Regions from separate parts of the Homo sapiens genome. Here region 2 is linked to region 1. The links are chromatin loops, found by intact Hi-C in ENCODE. Cell type or tissue: ascending aorta. All regions are shown on one strand. Region 1 holds the start of LINC01778 (long intergenic non-protein coding RNA 1778). Region 2 overlaps SDC3 (syndecan 3).

Evidence for each region. Peaks named below come from ENCODE experiments on the same cell type or tissue, not always from the same donor. Only the 100,000 strongest peaks of a DNase experiment are listed, where the experiment ranks them.
Region 2: it touches region 1 in a loop (4-fold over the local background); 10 of 110 quality-filtered maps call a loop at or near these places.

What each region holds. Positions count from the first base shown.
Region 1 is chr1:30,820,015-30,828,014 of GRCh38, forward strand. It overlaps LINC01778 (long intergenic non-protein coding RNA 1778), which reads left to right and starts at 4,638. Exons shown (of 3, transcript NR_146732.1): 1 at 4,638-4,814; 2 at 6,117-6,180. RefSeq lists an enhancer at 3,863-4,365. In ascending aorta, a CTCF peak has its summit at 4,408; DNase peaks (open chromatin) are centred at 3,322, 4,147 and 4,557; H3K4me3 peaks cover 1,461 bases; H3K27ac peaks cover 2,390 bases.
Region 2 is chr1:30,884,554-30,892,553 of GRCh38, forward strand. The region is part of intron 1 of SDC3 (syndecan 3); the gene reads right to left. Among named protein-coding and RNA genes, the nearest start is that of SDC3, 20 kb to the right of the region's middle. RefSeq lists enhancers at 1,223-1,723, 3,916-3,975, 4,156-4,215, 6,307-7,022. In ascending aorta, no CTCF peak of the experiment used is centred here; DNase peaks (open chromatin) are centred at 1,180, 1,446, 3,128 and 4,038; H3K4me3 peaks cover 390 bases; H3K27ac peaks cover 6,839 bases.

The DNA of each region.
Region 1 (8,000 bases):
GAGGAGCAGCTGGGCTCCCAGAGGAAGCGCAAGACCTGCAGCCCCTCCACTGACAAGGTCAGGGCTCAGGGTCTCAAACAGAATCCAAGACTCTTTCTCTGCTTGGCCAAAGGTCAGAGGAATTAGCCTTGGAGTAACTAGTTTATGAGGCCTTGGACAGGTCACGGGAGTTCCTCATTCTAGCAAATGGAGGTGAGTTATTGGTATTAGGTTGCTCTGAGGTCTAAATATGAGAATACATATAAAGCAGCTGAGGATAACAAAAGGTATGGTTATTAGGGGGCAGGAATTGGTCCCTATTCATGTCAGGGAATAACAGAATGCAGCTTACAGCAGTGGTTTTCAAAAAAGCACACATTGTCCTTTCAGCCACTAGATTGCTGGTTCTCAAGCTTTAGCCCCTGGGGGAGGGGGAGCTGTTGAAACAGACTGCTGGCCCCACTCCCCTGGAGTTTCTGATTCTGCAGCTGCTCTGGCGTGGGGCCTGAGAATTTGCATTCTCAGACGTTCCCAGGTGATGCTGATGCGGCTGGTCTGGAGTCCAGGCTTTGAGAAGCACTGCCCTTGATCACCAGTTCTCAACTGTGGCTGCACCTTAGCGTGGATCAGGGGGATGCCTCAGCCAGCTCTGAGTCCTGGGTCACACTCTTGGAGATTCTGAGGGTACAGCTCCGACACTGGGAGTTTTCCAAGCTCCCAGTTGATTCTAATGTGCAAGCCCAAATTGAGAACCGCTGCCCTGAGTAGAGGGAGGAGAGCTAAACGGGCCTCCTCGTTGAGTGGGCCCGCCTGTAGCATCTGCCACAACCACCAGCCACTAAGAGCAGGCAGCTGTGGGGAGGGGTTTGAGAAAGCCCTATCATTGCTAACAATAATAAAAGCTAACATTTCTGAAACGTTCACATGGGCCAGGCACTTTCTTCAATACTTTATATCTAATAGTTCATGAAATCCTCATAACAACCCCATGAGATGATAATGGTATTATTTGCAGTTTACATTTCAGCCTGATATACAAGGAAGTCGGGTCACTTATCAAAGGTCAAACAGCCAGAAAGCAATGGAGTCAGGATTTGAAAACAGCATACCCACCTCATTTCTTTTTTTGAAACAGAGTCTCGCTCTGTTGCCCAGGCTAGAGTGCAGTGGAACCATCTTACCTCACTGCAACCTCCACTTCCGGGTTCAAGTGATTCTCCTGCCTCAGCCTCCGGAGTGGCTGGGACTACAGGCACATACCACCACACCTGGCTAATTTTTGTATTTTTAGTAGAGACAGCATTTCCCCATATTGACCAGGCTGGTCTCGATCTCCTGACCTCAAGTGATCTGCCCGCCTTGGCCTCCCAAAGTGCTGAGATTACAGGTGTGAGCCCCCACACCTGACTGGGTCCTAGTTCTTGACCACTGGGCTAAGCAGAATGTATTTATGATTAATTATTGTGAAATTAAAAAAAAGGTTTTGTGGGAGAAAAACTCATTTTGTGTCTACTCTTTGCTCTGGAAGCTTTTCAGGGGCATTGGGCCAAATATGATACAATGCTGACTTTAAAATATCTGATTTACCTTTTCCAAAGCACATTTGCAGATGTGATCTTATTTTGACAGCCCCAACAACATGATCTCTCTCTACCACTCTTCCCTCAACCCCTGCTCCAGTGAAATAAACAACTTCACCATTCATTTCAACTCACCCAACATTTACTAAGTATGTACTTTGTGCCAGCCACCAGGCTACAGCTTGAGGACATAGAGATGTCAAGACCGTGAGACTCAGAGAGGCAGTGACCTGGCCAGGGGTGAGTTAAAGGCAGAGCCTGGGCCCGGCTCATCTAATGCTCTCATCTTGGAGGAGCTGAGGGATGAACAGGAAAGGAAGGTGGTCCTGCAGGAGCTGCAACAGTGTTCTTGCCTGCTTTGGGACTGGCATGGCCTCTGATGGCTCCTGGAGAAAAGACTCCAAGTTGGGAGCTGGCAGGAATTAGAAGAGGGGCATGAATGCCCAGGCTTAGAGCAAGAACTTATGAGCTCCTGCTCAGACAAAAACCTTGGCCCAGCTCCTTCTGGCCTCCACGTACCCTCACCCCTTCTCTACCCCCAGGCAGGCAGCTTTCCTATCTAAAAGGGCAATTACTCCAAGCAACCAGGAAGGCCAGAACCAGGGGACAAATTTCCCAACATGACTCTGGTCTGGACTTTAACCTTCAAATGACAGTCTATTCACAATCCTTGTGTCTGTTCACAATGTTAACATGTAAATGTGAACATAGTCAATAACCACAATTTTTGTTACCCTGTTAGGGCACATCTCTTTTTTTAACCATATCCAGAGGCCTTAAAAAACAGAAGTGGTCCAGGTCACTCTCCACCTCTGACAGGCTCTGCTGAGAGATCAGGGGACAGTGGCCCAGAGAGGAATGACTTGCCCGAGGTCACACAGCAAGCCAGTGTCAGAATCCACAAAAACCCAGGACTTCTGACTCCTACCCAGGTCTCCTTGGGGTTCAAAAAGACCCCCTCACCAGAGAAACCTGCTCGTAAATGTCCCAGTTCTTTCTTTTTCCTTTATTTATTTATTTATTTATTTTTTTTTTTTGGGACGGAGTCTCGCCCTGTCGCGCAGGCTGGAGTGCGGTGGCGCGATCTCGGCTCACTGCAAGCTCCACCTCCCGGGTTCACGCCATTCCCCTGCCTCAGCCTCCCGAGTAGCTGGGACTACAGGCGCCTGCCACCACCCCAGCTAATTTTTTGTATTTTTAGTAGAGACGGGGTTTCACCGTGTTAGCCAGGACGGTCTCGATCTCCTGACCTCGTGATCCACCTGCCTCGGCCTCCCAGAGTGCTGGGATTACAGGTGTGAGCCACTGCGCCTGGCCATGTCCCAGTTCTTAAGCAGCTCATGTCTACTTACAGCGTCAGCCACCACCTTTATGCAGGCCACCCCAGCCCAGACCTCTCCCACCCAGCCCCACCCAGAGGTCTCACAAGCATCTCAGATGCTGAGGCTCCAACTCTGAACTAACCACCTTTCCCTTGAAATCTACCCCACCCGTATTCCCTCTCCCCCAACCTTTAGTTGCTCAAGCCAGAAACATAGGTGTTACCCCAAGCAGATTCCTCTCCATCACCCCCACAACCTCCAGTAAACCAGTAGGGCCCATCACTTCTACCTGTCCTTTACCTTTCTTGAACCCATCCCTTTTCCTCTCCCTTCCACCACCACATGAAGACGACCTCATCATTTCAGCCCTCATCCATCAGAACCTCTCCCCTTCAGTTCACGCTTTTCTTCGACAAGTGTGTGAACACTCACTGTGGGCCTGGCACTCTACCCTGGGCTGGGGTGCAGCATTGAGCAAGACAGCCAAGATTCTGTCACCGGCATGACTGCACGAAAACCACTTTGACCACACTTCTCCCTTGCTCTGATCCCTGGGTGGCTGCAAACTGCCCCTGAGTTCAAGTGCAAACTCCCTCATGCAGGTATTCACATTCCTGGACCTTCCAACCACCCCTGATCCTTCCAGATGGGTCTGTCATTGTGCCCTGCCCAGGCTGATCCAAACAAGCTTTTGGCCATCCTCCCAAACACCAGCTCAAAGACCCCCTCCTCCACAAAGCTTCCCTGCCTGAGTCAAGCACCCCACCTGGCAGGGTGAGTTTTGCCTTCTTCTGGAATCCCATTGAAACCCAGGATTTGTGTGCCTGCCTCCCAGACTGGGCTGTGATTCCAGGCGCTCAGGGGACTGAGCCATCGCCAAGCCCAGAACCTGGCACTGATGGGCATCAATGTGTTGTGTTGATGGATGGACAGACAGAGGGGTGGGTAGAGCAAAGTCCAACTGCCCTTTTCATTCACTCGGCCCAGTGCCTATGCCTTTGTAGTTTTCTGGAAGTCCCTCCAGCTGTCTAACCTCCCCTGCTGGCATTATGGAAGCTCATGCCCAATTGTTCTCTAAATCTGTCCCCTTCCCTTCCCCAAAGCCCAGACCGTCCTGCCTTTCCCTTGACTGGGCAACAAGTCAACAAGAACAAAGGTCTGGTGAGGCCAACCAGGGAAAGGCCAGCCCGGGCCTCTCGGGATCTCAAGCCCTCGGCCTGTGTGTGTGCCAGAGCTTCCCACAGACTCGGGAAGAAGGTGCCGGAGGCTTGCCGGGCGGCCTTGCGGTTTGAAGCAGTGAGTCACCTTCTGGCTGCAAGTCAAGGAACTCTCACTGCGCCCTTGTTTGGACAAGACGAGGAGGCGCACTCAGAGTCAGAGACCCCGGGGCAGAGACAGGGGCAAGAAGAAGGGGCCACCGAGACCCCAAGAGAGTCAGGGAGACAGACGCACCAAACGACCGACACAACCAGGGACAGGTACGGCACGCAGAGAGAGAGGAGAAGGACAGAGGTAGCCAGCCCAGAACTGAGAGGGAGAGCGGGGAGCGCAGGGAGAGGAATCGCGCCGCCGGTGTAGACAGCTGGGCTCCCTGCGCATGCTCTGTCCTCCCCCTCGCGGCTCCCACCGCAGGCCCGGACCCAGAAGTGGACAAAAATGGAGCCAATGGGCTTCCAGACCGGGACATTACCTCACCAGCACCGGCTGCCATTGGCCGGCGCCCCCGCCGGGGCGGGCTGTTGCTATGACAGCCCAGGCCGGCGTTGCAGAGGGATGTTCGGAGGAAGCTCCGGGCGGGAGAGCCGCGTCCACTCCTCTTTCCAGACTATGATGGGGCCCAGGGACCCCTCCCCTCCGACTGAGCCCCATAGACCCCCTACTCAGGCCAGAAGGGGAAAGCTGAGCTCCTGCTGGCCCAGGCATCAGAATTCCTGTAAAGACGCCCATTCGGCCCTCTCCCTCAACCTGGCCCACAGTCCCTTGCCAAGACCACCCCGCCCCCACAACCTGGAACCACACACTCATCCATACACCCTGCAAACAGCAATGAGCACCCTCCAGCATCCAGGTGCACCTGGGCTCTGCAGACGCAAAGATGAGTCCACCTCCACCCCTGCCCTCACAAAGCCCCCCACCCCCACAGTCTGATCAAGCAAGCAGTCCAGGAGAAAATGGCAAGGCAGTGTGTTAAGGATTAAAATAGAGGGAGCACGGAGGTTGTGGGAACACAGAGGAGGGGTCCCTATCCAACCTACCGAATCAGGAGGACTGCTGGGAGAAAGGGATACAGAGCCAGGACCTGAAAGAGCCAGATGAGGAACGGTGGGGAAGGGATTCTCAGCAGAGGGGACAGCCTGCGCAAAGACTGGAGGCAGTAAAAAGCAAGGAACACTCGAGGCACTATGGCAGGAAATTAGATGGTGGGGTTCGGGGTGTTGGAGAGGAGGAGGAGTTTAAAGTAAAGCTGAAAGGGGAAGCAGGAACAAGATCCCAAAGGGCTTGAATGTCGTGCTAAGGGATCTTGGACCACATTCTCAGGCAGTTGGGGGATGGAAGGGGAGAGGGCTATGATTAGGTTTGCATTTTAGGAAGATCTCCACTCTTGCAGCTGTGTGGAGGATGGGCTGGAGGGGACTAGGAGACCAGTCATTGCAGGGACTGGGGAAAGTCAGGGCAGGGGGGACTAAGGCTACCCGAGCTGGAGTAGAGATGGAGAGACCCAAACTCAGGAGGAGGTGTAAAGGACGTGGAGCCATAGTTCAGGTGACTGAGGAGATGGCACCAACTCACCTGGGAGGCTCTGAGGGCTTCTCTGGCAGCCAGATAGGATCACCGCTCTCCTTCCATATGATATTTGTGTCAGCTTGTGTATGCAACTTTCGTTTCAAGAATCATGCTGCATTGAAAAGATGTCTATCTCTTTTCACATCTCCCCACCCTCTACACACACACACACACACACACACACACACACACACACAGAGGCTGTGATTCACCTCCGTTCCCAGCACTCAACACAGAGCTTCATCCCAAGTACGCTTCCACAAATCCAAACCCCCATCAGCCCCCTCCCCATTACCCTTACCCCAGCCTCCACCCACCCCTCCCAGCCTCTGCACTTCCTTTCCAACCTCCATGCACCTGCTTCCCATCTCTTTAGTCATGTCGTAGCCACCACCTAGGAGCTGGGACTGCCCCCCTGCTCACCATGTCTGCCCTTCCTATCACCCCTCAGCAGGGAGGAAAAGTTGCCTATCTGTTGGGTCAGATTTCTGAAGACTGATGAGGCCCATTTTCTGGTAAGCGGGGTCATTACAGTGCAATCATTGGGTTGTTATGAGAATTAAATAAGGTTTGTTGCCTGGCACATGTAACTATCCAATCAATCAGCTATAGTAATGGCATTATTATGGGTGTTAGAGGAGGATGGAGAGGGCTGGTGAGGACTCCAGTGTGGCATAGCCCTGCTTTGGGATACCGGTGTTTGCTTCACTCATTACAGAGTGGTGTCTTGACTTCTCATTTGTCACACGTACTTGTTATTCACTCTCTCGAGGAAAAACATGAAACAAAGTAGATGGTGGGACAAGAGTCCTGGGTTTTTATTTTTATTATTATTATTATTATTTTTGAGACAGAGTCTCACTCTTGTCACCCAGGCTGGAGTGAAATGACATGATCTCAGCTCACTGAAACTTCTGCCTCCCAGGTTCAAGCAATTCTCCTGCCTCAGCCTCGCGAGTAGCTGGGATTACAGGTAGGTGCCACCAAGCCCGGCTAATTTTTGTATTTTTAGTAGAGATGGGGTTTTGCCATGTTGGCCAGGCTGGTCTCAAACTCCTGACCTCAAGTGAACCACCTGCCTCGGCCTCCCAGAGTGCTGGGATTACAGGCATCAGCCACCATGCCCAGCTGAGTCCTGGATTTTTGTCATAATACCACATGAATACCGTCAAACTCTCACGGAAATCCCTGATGCAGTGGTTACAGATGTCCTCTCCCAATGAATCAAGACAGGACAATTGAGTGGCTTCTTAAATGTCAAAAGAATCAACTCAGATCTTCCAATTAAGGAACCTTCAGGATGTCAGAGCTGGCAATGCCCTTAGAATCCTCTTATTCAACCTTTGGTTTGACATATGAGGAAACTGAGGGCCAGAGAAGGCAAGTGACTGCTCAGAGTCACACAGTTGGGTTGACCAGCAGAACCAGAGTCTTTTTAGGCACCCAGTTTCCCCCTCACTGCACTTTCCCAAATCCGGTCTGTCTTGCAACTGAACAGTGACTAGAACCTCCTCTAGCCAGGGCACATGTAGGCCCTTCACATACTGTTACATTAAACATTCACGACAGCCCTGCAGGATGGCTATTGTTAATCCTATCTGAAAGGTCCAGAGAGAGAAAGTATCTCCTCCAAGACCACACAGTGTTACTGAATTGAACCCAGGCCTGTCAGGTTCCAAGGCCCATGTTCTTGGCATAGCAATGTGTTGACTCTAGGACTGCTCAGGTGGTTTATTTAGAACTTGTGGGCATCAGAGTGATTTGCCAATATAATCACTAAAAGAAGAGGTGAATCTGCTACTTGATGAAAACAAAAGAGGGCCTAGAATCTTCTGCACATCAGTGCTTCATGTACCTGCCCTGTTGTGTGGAAGCGCTCCTCTAAAAGCAGTAGGAGTCAAAGGGTTATGCCCCATCTGAGGGTATAGAAGAGAACCAGCTAGGCTTGGGCATATTTTCTGAGTGAGGCACCACCACCCAAGTTCTCTGAGTAGAGGGTCCTCGGAAGGAGACACAGGAGAGTGTGTTTTTATTTTTATTTTTATTTTGAGATGGATTCTCATTCTGCTGCCCAGGCTGGAGTGCAATGGCATGATCTTGGCTCACTGCAACCTCCACTCCCAGGTTCAAGCGATTCTCCTGCCTCAGCCTCCCAAGTAGATGGGATTACCAGTGTCTGCCACAATGCCCAGCTAATTTTTTGTATTTTTAGTAGAGACACGGTTTCACCATGTTGGCCAGGCTGGTCTTGAACTCCTGACCTCAAGTGATCTACCCACCTCCGCCTCCTAAAGTGTTGGGATTACAGGCTAGAGTATGTTTTAATGAGGTCTCT
Region 2 (8,000 bases), 65 kb after region 1:
CAGGATGCCCTTTTTCCCACTGTGGCACCTGCCTCCACCCACATCCCCACCCCAGCCCCAACAGGAGAGCAGGTAGCAGCCCTGGCTCAGGCGCCCACAGCCTCCAAGACCGTGGACAAATCCTCTTCCCCCTTCTCTGCCTTTCCTTTGCCCCATTTGCAAAATGGAAAACCAAGCATGGTGGTCTAAGGGCCTTTCTGATTCTGACACTCTGGACTCCCAAGAATTTGATCCTTAGGTCAAGGAGATCCAGGACAATGTAATTTACGAGAGGGAAAAAATGGAAATAACCCACATACTGAACGACAGGGGACGAGTTAAATAAATGAGGGTACAACCATAACATGGAATATTACGCAGCTATCAACAATTGAGTTCTCACAAATCTACACTGTCTAATGAGGTTATTAAAAGACATAAATGTGTCATAGAAGGCTTTTTTTTACTTGCTACAAGGAATATTGAAGGATGTAGGAAAATGCACATATTGATCATCAGAAGACAAGACAGTATAGCTGTTGATAGGAATATGCAGATGGCTCTCTCAATTCCGATGTGACTTTGGGCAGATATTTAACTCTCTCAGGCTGCTTTAACTGGTAAAACAAAGATAAGAATGCCCACCTCGTGGGGTTTACAGAAGGAGGCTGGGCATGTTCACCCATTAACAAATTGCTCAGTAAATGCTGGCTATTAATATGAGTATCATCATTATGTTTAAAAAATAGGTTACAAAAAATATGTAGAACTTGATCCTGTTTTAATGAACTCACTATCAAAGTGAATTTCCAAATGCTGCATTATAACTAAAGGTTCCCAGAGGCTCTCTCTGGGTGGTGGGATTACAGGCAGCTTTAATTTCTTCTCAGGACCTTTCTGTATTTTCCACAATTTCTCCGATAAACCCATAGCACTTTTGTTATTAGAGAGCGCACATCCTCCCTGAGTCTCCATCCCTGGTGTTCTCTGGTCTGTGAAACTTCCGGGTCCCCTGGTTCTGCTGAGACCCCATTGAGACTGTTCGTGAGGGACCTTACGAGGAAACTGAAAAGGGGGGTGGAAAGGAAATGAACACAAAAGCCTCTGAGGGAGCTGGCAGGGCCCACGGCCCAACCGAGTCTCACCACAGACAGGCTGGCTTGGCAGGACCTGGCTCCCTCCCCTGGCATCAGCCTGTCTGGCGGCCACCTTGGCCTGTGGTGCCCAGACACCCACCCGCCCGCCTTCTCCCATCAGCCCTGTTCCTGGCTCAGCCGGGCTGGCCAGTCTCTGTTGAGGTGCAGACTGGCTGCCCTACAGCAGCCCACTCTGTCCCCTGTGCCTAGACAGAAGCTGACAATGCAACCCTGGGAAAGCCAGGCCCCCTCCTCAACCCAGGGCTGGGACGCCTCCGTCACCGCCCCATCAATCCCAGCCACCTGCCCTCTCACGTCACTCTTGGCCACCCTGACTCACACTGCTCATTGATGCCTGTCCCCAAGCTCGTGCCTGAGAGCAGGACCACCCACTGAGGCCCCGTTTCCAGACCCAGCAGCACCCCCCACACCCCACTCCCAGCTGCCCACCCCCATACTCCTCCCACACAAAACTATTTACAGTTCTGGGAACACGGGCTCCTTCAGGCCTGTTCCTGCTTCCTGGAATACCTTTCCCCACCATCTCTGCCTGGCCAGCACCTACTCAGCTGGTTAATCAGTAAAACCAATGGTTATTAAGCTCCTACTGTGTGCCAAGCACCATCCTAGGCACTAGATATGTCCCCACAAAGCTGGCTCAGCTCACACAATGCCTCCTTTGTCAGCCTGCTTGAATGTCACATACGCACGCCAACCACCTCCCTGGTCCAAATTAGGAAGTCCTTTCTTGGGGACTCAGTACCTCCACTGTGTTGTCATTTACTAAGGGAGAAGGCCCACCAACCATGCTCCCATCACTCTAACAGGCCCTTCCACTGGATCTCAGTGAAACCACTCAGCTGCCCTGGGAAGCAGATAATATGGTCTCCATTTATAGATGAGGAGACTGAGCCTGTTAAGCCACCAGTGGGGTCACACAGGAGTTGAATTCTGGCCTTGTTGAGTCTAAATCCTGTGTTCAGTGAACTCCTGAACCCCTGAGAATGCCTGCAGGGAATGCCAGTTTGTGATTCAAGACTCCTTCCACTGAGCACTTTTCTGGAAAAGGCTGGGCCATTCCATCCCTTATGAAAATGATCACAGCCCCGACGGAGGGAGCCCTCACTAAGTGCCAGGTTCCTTATATGCACATTGCCTCATTTCTCTTCTCACTTGACCAGAAAGGGATTGCCATTCCCATTTCACAGATGGGCAAACTAAAATTCAGAGAGGTGAAGCAACTGGCTCAAAGTCACACAGCAATGGGCCAGGATTTGAACCCAAGATTAGCTGAACCCCAAAGACCATGCCCTTTGGATTGCAGAGCACACCTGCTCCTAGCCCTAATCAGTTTCCCCTACCAGAAGGCTCTCAAAAGCAGGGCAAATGTCAGAGACCAGCACCACCTCACACTCAGCTCCCTGCACAGAGACAGCCTGAAAGCCTGGGAGTGAGTAGAAATGGAGGACAAGGCGCACTCACACGACAGGTGGCCCAGCTCAGGTAGGCACCCCCTGCCCCCACCATGACTCACCAGCAGGTGCCTCTAGGAGTCTGTCTCCAGGCTCCATGACGGTCACTGCCAGCAAACACGGCAAGGGTTGCCCGCTCCTGGGGCCCAGGAGTCTCCGAGGAACAACCTGGTGTGGAGTTAGGTGTTCCCGCCCTGGCTTCCCACTCCCAAACTGGTTACCTGGTCACATCCCTTCGCCTCACTGGGCCTCGCTCTGTCCTCCTATGAAACGGGAATAATGATCCCCAACACACAGAGATACCAGCTGTCACGTGCCTAGTGGTGATAGGCAGTTAGTAGGCACTGGGACATGACACTGTGTCCCCACTCAAAGCTCACCTCCCTGAACCACCAAATCCACCCAAACGACGTCCCCACGTGCCCAGCTAGTCTGCAAAACCAGGGCTAGTCCTCAATCGCTTACCACTGCCTGAAAATTGGCTGGTTTATTTCCGGGCTTCAGAGGAATGTGTCTGTCTCCCCCTCCAATTGCTCCTGGTGGCAGTGACTGGGTCTGTGTGGTCATTTCTCTAACCCCAGGGCTCAGACTGCTTCTGGAACACAGTCAGCCTCCATCAGTCTTTGTTCAGTGAATACTGTGGGTTGCATCATCCCCCAGAGATCTGCATCACCTGCCTCCTGCTCCCAATCGCTATGGGATCCCAAGGCAGGCCCTGCTCTTCTCTGGCCTCAGTCTCCCTGTGTGTAAAACCGAGGAATGAACAAGAGTTCTCTCTGATCCCTCCAAAATCCAGCCAGGAGGACTCCAAGTGAGCTGGGAGGAGGGAAGAGAAACAGACACTGATCCCAGCATATTTTGTCACAAAATGTTTATGTAAATTATATGCAAATATGCAGATCAGTGGGCTCCCAGTGGAGCATACATTCTGGCCATTTCTCAACCAGGACTGGAAGAAAGCAGCCTTCACTGAGCACACACTAAGCACTGGACTCTACCTTCTCAGGAGCCAGTGAAATGGGCCTCCTTACTCCACAGAGGCAGAAAGCCCAGGCGACTTGCTAGAGGTCAGTGAGCTCAGCCGGAGAGTCAGGATGGGATTCAGGACTGGAGCAGGGACAGGGAGAGCAGGCAGGGTGGGACGTGGCAGTGGGAAGGGGCTGGAGGAGCACATGGAGGCCCCTAAGAGCAGAAGGATCCTCAGCCTGACCTTGGAATCACTTGAAGCCAGGTGAGGGGGCTCCAGGGACCTCGCCAGCCCTAGAGCTCTGCTGGGCTGACCCCAGCCTCCTCCAGGGAACTGAAGAGAACCTGCTGGAGTCAGCCTGAGCAGGCCCAGACCTTCCAGCTGTCCCGGGAGCCTGCACAGCTCTGACGGCTCCCCAAAGCCCTCCCCACACACATGCTGAGCATACACCCTGGGCACACACAGCACACACACACACATAACTGAAACGGCCCTGTCTGTAAGAATGTGTGTGTGTGTCCAGGCCTCTCCTCCTGAGGAGGCGGGCTGTGGTTCCCCGCACCCTCCTGTTTGCTGGGTTATTTATAACCAGCCCAAACTCACACACAGTGGAGATGCCACTCCCCGCCCCCAGCCTGGAGCAGTCCCACTGGCTTCTCGGCTGCTCCTCTTCTAGGGACAGAACAAGCCAGACTCAGATGATCTGAGCCACAGCAGCCTTGGAAGTCACCACCACCATCACCCAGATGGGAAACTGAGGCACAGAGCAAGGCATCAGACAAAAAGGCTGGAAGAAGGGTTGGCAGGGCCCTCAAAAGCCAGCCTAGGGCCACACTTGCCCCAGGACTGTCTCCAACCCAAGATGAGGCTCTGTGGGACACAGTGGGGTGAGAAAGGGAGGGAAGGAGGGAGCAGACATGTCCAAGCCCTCACCCTCCCCTCCAGAGGCCTGGGAGACACAGCAGGGACTCTGATGCTCGACTATGTGGCTCCAAATCCCAGGACAGAACTTCACCAGCTACGCGACTCTGGGCAAGTCAGTCTACCTCTCTGAGCCTCAGTTTCTTCACCTACTAAATGGGTATAGTAATAGGACTGACCTCAGGGGTTGGGAGGATTAAATAAGATGATCCAAACAAGGCTCTCAGCCCACAGTCTGACTACTTCTCAGCCTAGTGACCCAGAACAAGCTGCTTGGCTTGAGCCTCAGTTCCACCATCTGCAAATGGAACAATGATATGGCCCAGAGGGTCATAAGGACTGAAGCACTGGTTCCCACACACAGTACGTGGTCAGCACGTACAAATTCCATCCTCTTTTCCTCCATTCCCGGGGGCCCCATGGTTGCTGACCACCCCCAGATCCTCTCCTTGATGCTCCCTGTCTCCCGTCTCTGAGCATCTACTATGTGCTGAGCTTGGTGGGGGTTGTTCTAGATATTATGCCATGGAATCTTCTAAACAACTCTTCAAGGGATAAATTCCCTTCCCAGCTCTGCAGTGGGCCTTCTGCCTTGTTGAATATAGATGTTCTATAAATACTTGAGGGATGAATGGATGCAAGAATGAATGTGATCAAAAAGTCAGATAATCACAAGCGTTGGCGAGGACGTGGGGAAATCGGAACCCTCACACACCACTGGTGGGAATGTAAAACAGCACAGCCGCTTTAGGAAAGAGGCTGGCAGTCTCTCAAAATGTTAAATGGAGTTTCCATATGACTCAGTAATTCTACTCCTAGGGTATATATTCAAGAAAAATGAAAATATATATGTCCACACACCAAAAAAGGTAGCATTATTCATAATAGCCAAAAGATTGAAACCACCCAAATATCCATCAGCTGATGAATGAATAAATAAAATGTGGTATGTTCATACAATGGAATATTATTTGGCAAAAGAAAAAAAAACTAATACTGAGGCTGGGCATGGTGGCTCACACCTGTAATCCCAACACTTTGGGAGGCCGAGGTGGGAGGGTCACCTGAGGTCAGGAGTTCGAGACCAGCCTGGGCAACATGGTAAAACCCCATCTCTACTAAAAATACAAAATTAGCAAGGTGTGGTGGCACGTGCCTGTAGTCCCAGCTATTTGGGAGGCTGAGGCAGAATTGCTTGAACCTGGGAGGCAGAGGTTGCAGGGAGCCGAGATCATGCCATTGCACCCCAGCCTGGGCAACAAGAGCAAAACTCAGTCTCAAAAATAAACAAATGAACTAATACTGATACTACAGTGTGGATGAACCTTGAAACCATTATGTTAAGTGAAAGAAATTGGCCACAAAAGACCACATATTATATTATTCCATTTATATGAAATGTCTGGGATAGGCAAATCCATACAGACAGAAAATAGATTAGTGACAGCCTATGCCTGCAGGGATTGTGGAGAAACAAGGAGCAACTGTTAATGGGTACAGCGTTTCTTTCTGGGGTGATAAAAACGTTCTAAATTTAGTGATGGCTTTACAACTATGTAAATATACTAAAAACCACTGAATTAAATACTTTAGATGGGCAAGATGTATATGAGTTATATATCAATAAAGCTGTTGTTTCAAAAATAACAATGAATATGAGACTGAGGCTCAGAGAGGACAAGAAACTTGCCCAGGGTCACACAGCAGAGCCTGGACTCAAGTTCAGAGAAGCCCAGCATTCCTTATCCTGACAACACGCTTGTCTTGGCCCTGCTCACCTCCTCTCCCATTTGAACATCTTCTTACCAAGCCTCAGGTGAAGCCTCCACAGCCCCCGCCCCCAGACAGGCAAACGTTTAGTCCGCAGACCACAAGTGGGAGGCCCAGCTCAGCAACTGCCTCTTCTAGGCTGTTCAAAGGCCACTTTGTCAGGTGGGGCCAGTGGAGGGGGACAGGCTCAGCCCAGAGTCTTCAGAGACTCCAGGGACTCCAGACCCAGGCTATCTGCCGTCCCCAACCCTCGACCCCAGCATTCCAGCTGCAGCCCTCAGTGGTTCCGGATGCCCCACCCCACCCTTTGACCATGTGCCTCACCCCTGGCTGCCCTCAGGAAAAGGCATGAGGATATGTCCCTGCCAGGGAAGGGGCAGAGCCTATCAGGGTCCCAGTGGTAAAACACGCCTGAATTTTAACTCAAGTCCATCTGCCCTCTGTCCCCATGGCTGTCTAGGGCAACCCTGAGGACAGGTGCCTCTTCAGGCCCCACCCTTCACCCTGGCCCCATCTTCACCTGGCTCCCAAGCACCAGCTCCGCCCAGCACAGCTGGCAGCCGCCAAGCCCCTCGGGTGGTTTCCACTCTACTCTCTGGCAGAGGCCTGTCTGTCCTGGGCTAGGCCTGGGCTGGAGCTACCAGGCCTTTGTCTGGAAGGTGCTCGGTAGCCCCGTCTCTCCTGCCTGGCTGAACTCAGGTATGAAGCCTAAAACCCCTTAGGCCCTGTCTTGAGCCTCAACACCTTGGCTTTGCCTCCCAGACTCTGATCTCTCAGCCATTAAGAAGGGAGGAGGAGGCCAGGAGCAGTGGCTCACACCTGTAATCCCAGAATTTTGGGAGGCTGAGGCGGGTGGATCACGAGATCAGGAGTTCGAGACCCCGTCTCTACTAAAAATACAAAAATTAGCTGGGCATGGTGGCGCACACCTGTAATCCCAGCTACTCAGAAGGCTGAGGCAGGAGGATGGCTTGAACCCGGGAGGTGGAGATTGCAGTGAGCCAAGATCACGCCACTGCACTCCAGCCTGGGCGACACAGTGAGACGCCGTCAAAAAAAAAAAAAAAAGAGGAAGAAGAAGAAGGGAGGAGGCCTCACAGTGCCTTAGACTGCCAGGCAGGGACCACAGAGGATCCTGAGTGGGGAGGCCAAGAACTCTACAAGGACCCCCTGCCCCTCAGCAATGGGGTGCAGGGAGCCAAAGAAAACCCAGTGCTCACCCCCCCAACCCAACATCCTCCTCCAGCCTCCTGCAGGTCCTGCGTTCCCCAGGTATCCTGCCAGCCCCTTCTCCACACAGCTACAGGCTCTTCCTCTCCCCCACTGAGCTCAGAGTCCAAACACCTGCCAGGGCTCAAGGACCCTGAGTGCCCTGGCCCCTATCCCTGCAGCCCAGGGATAAGGCCTGGCCTCCACTCCTCATGTGTCACCTGAACGTGGCTTCCCTGAATCAAACTGCTTCAGGTCTCAGCTGACCCACCCACTCCACCAGGAATAGCTCCCTGAGCATCCCCAGGCAGGATCAGAAGCCCAGCTTCTGCCAGTAGGGACCTAGTCACACCAGCTTGGCCCCCTCCCCTGTAGGAAGCTCCACCAGGGCAAGGTTGCCCACCAGCCTTAGCCCCAGGCCCCCAGGCCCCCAGGGAATGAATGAATGAATGAATGAATGATCCTAAAACAGTCTACCAAACAGAAACCAAAGCTCTGCAGTAGACAGTGCTTGTGGGAGAGGAACTGGGCTAGAAAAGATGGACT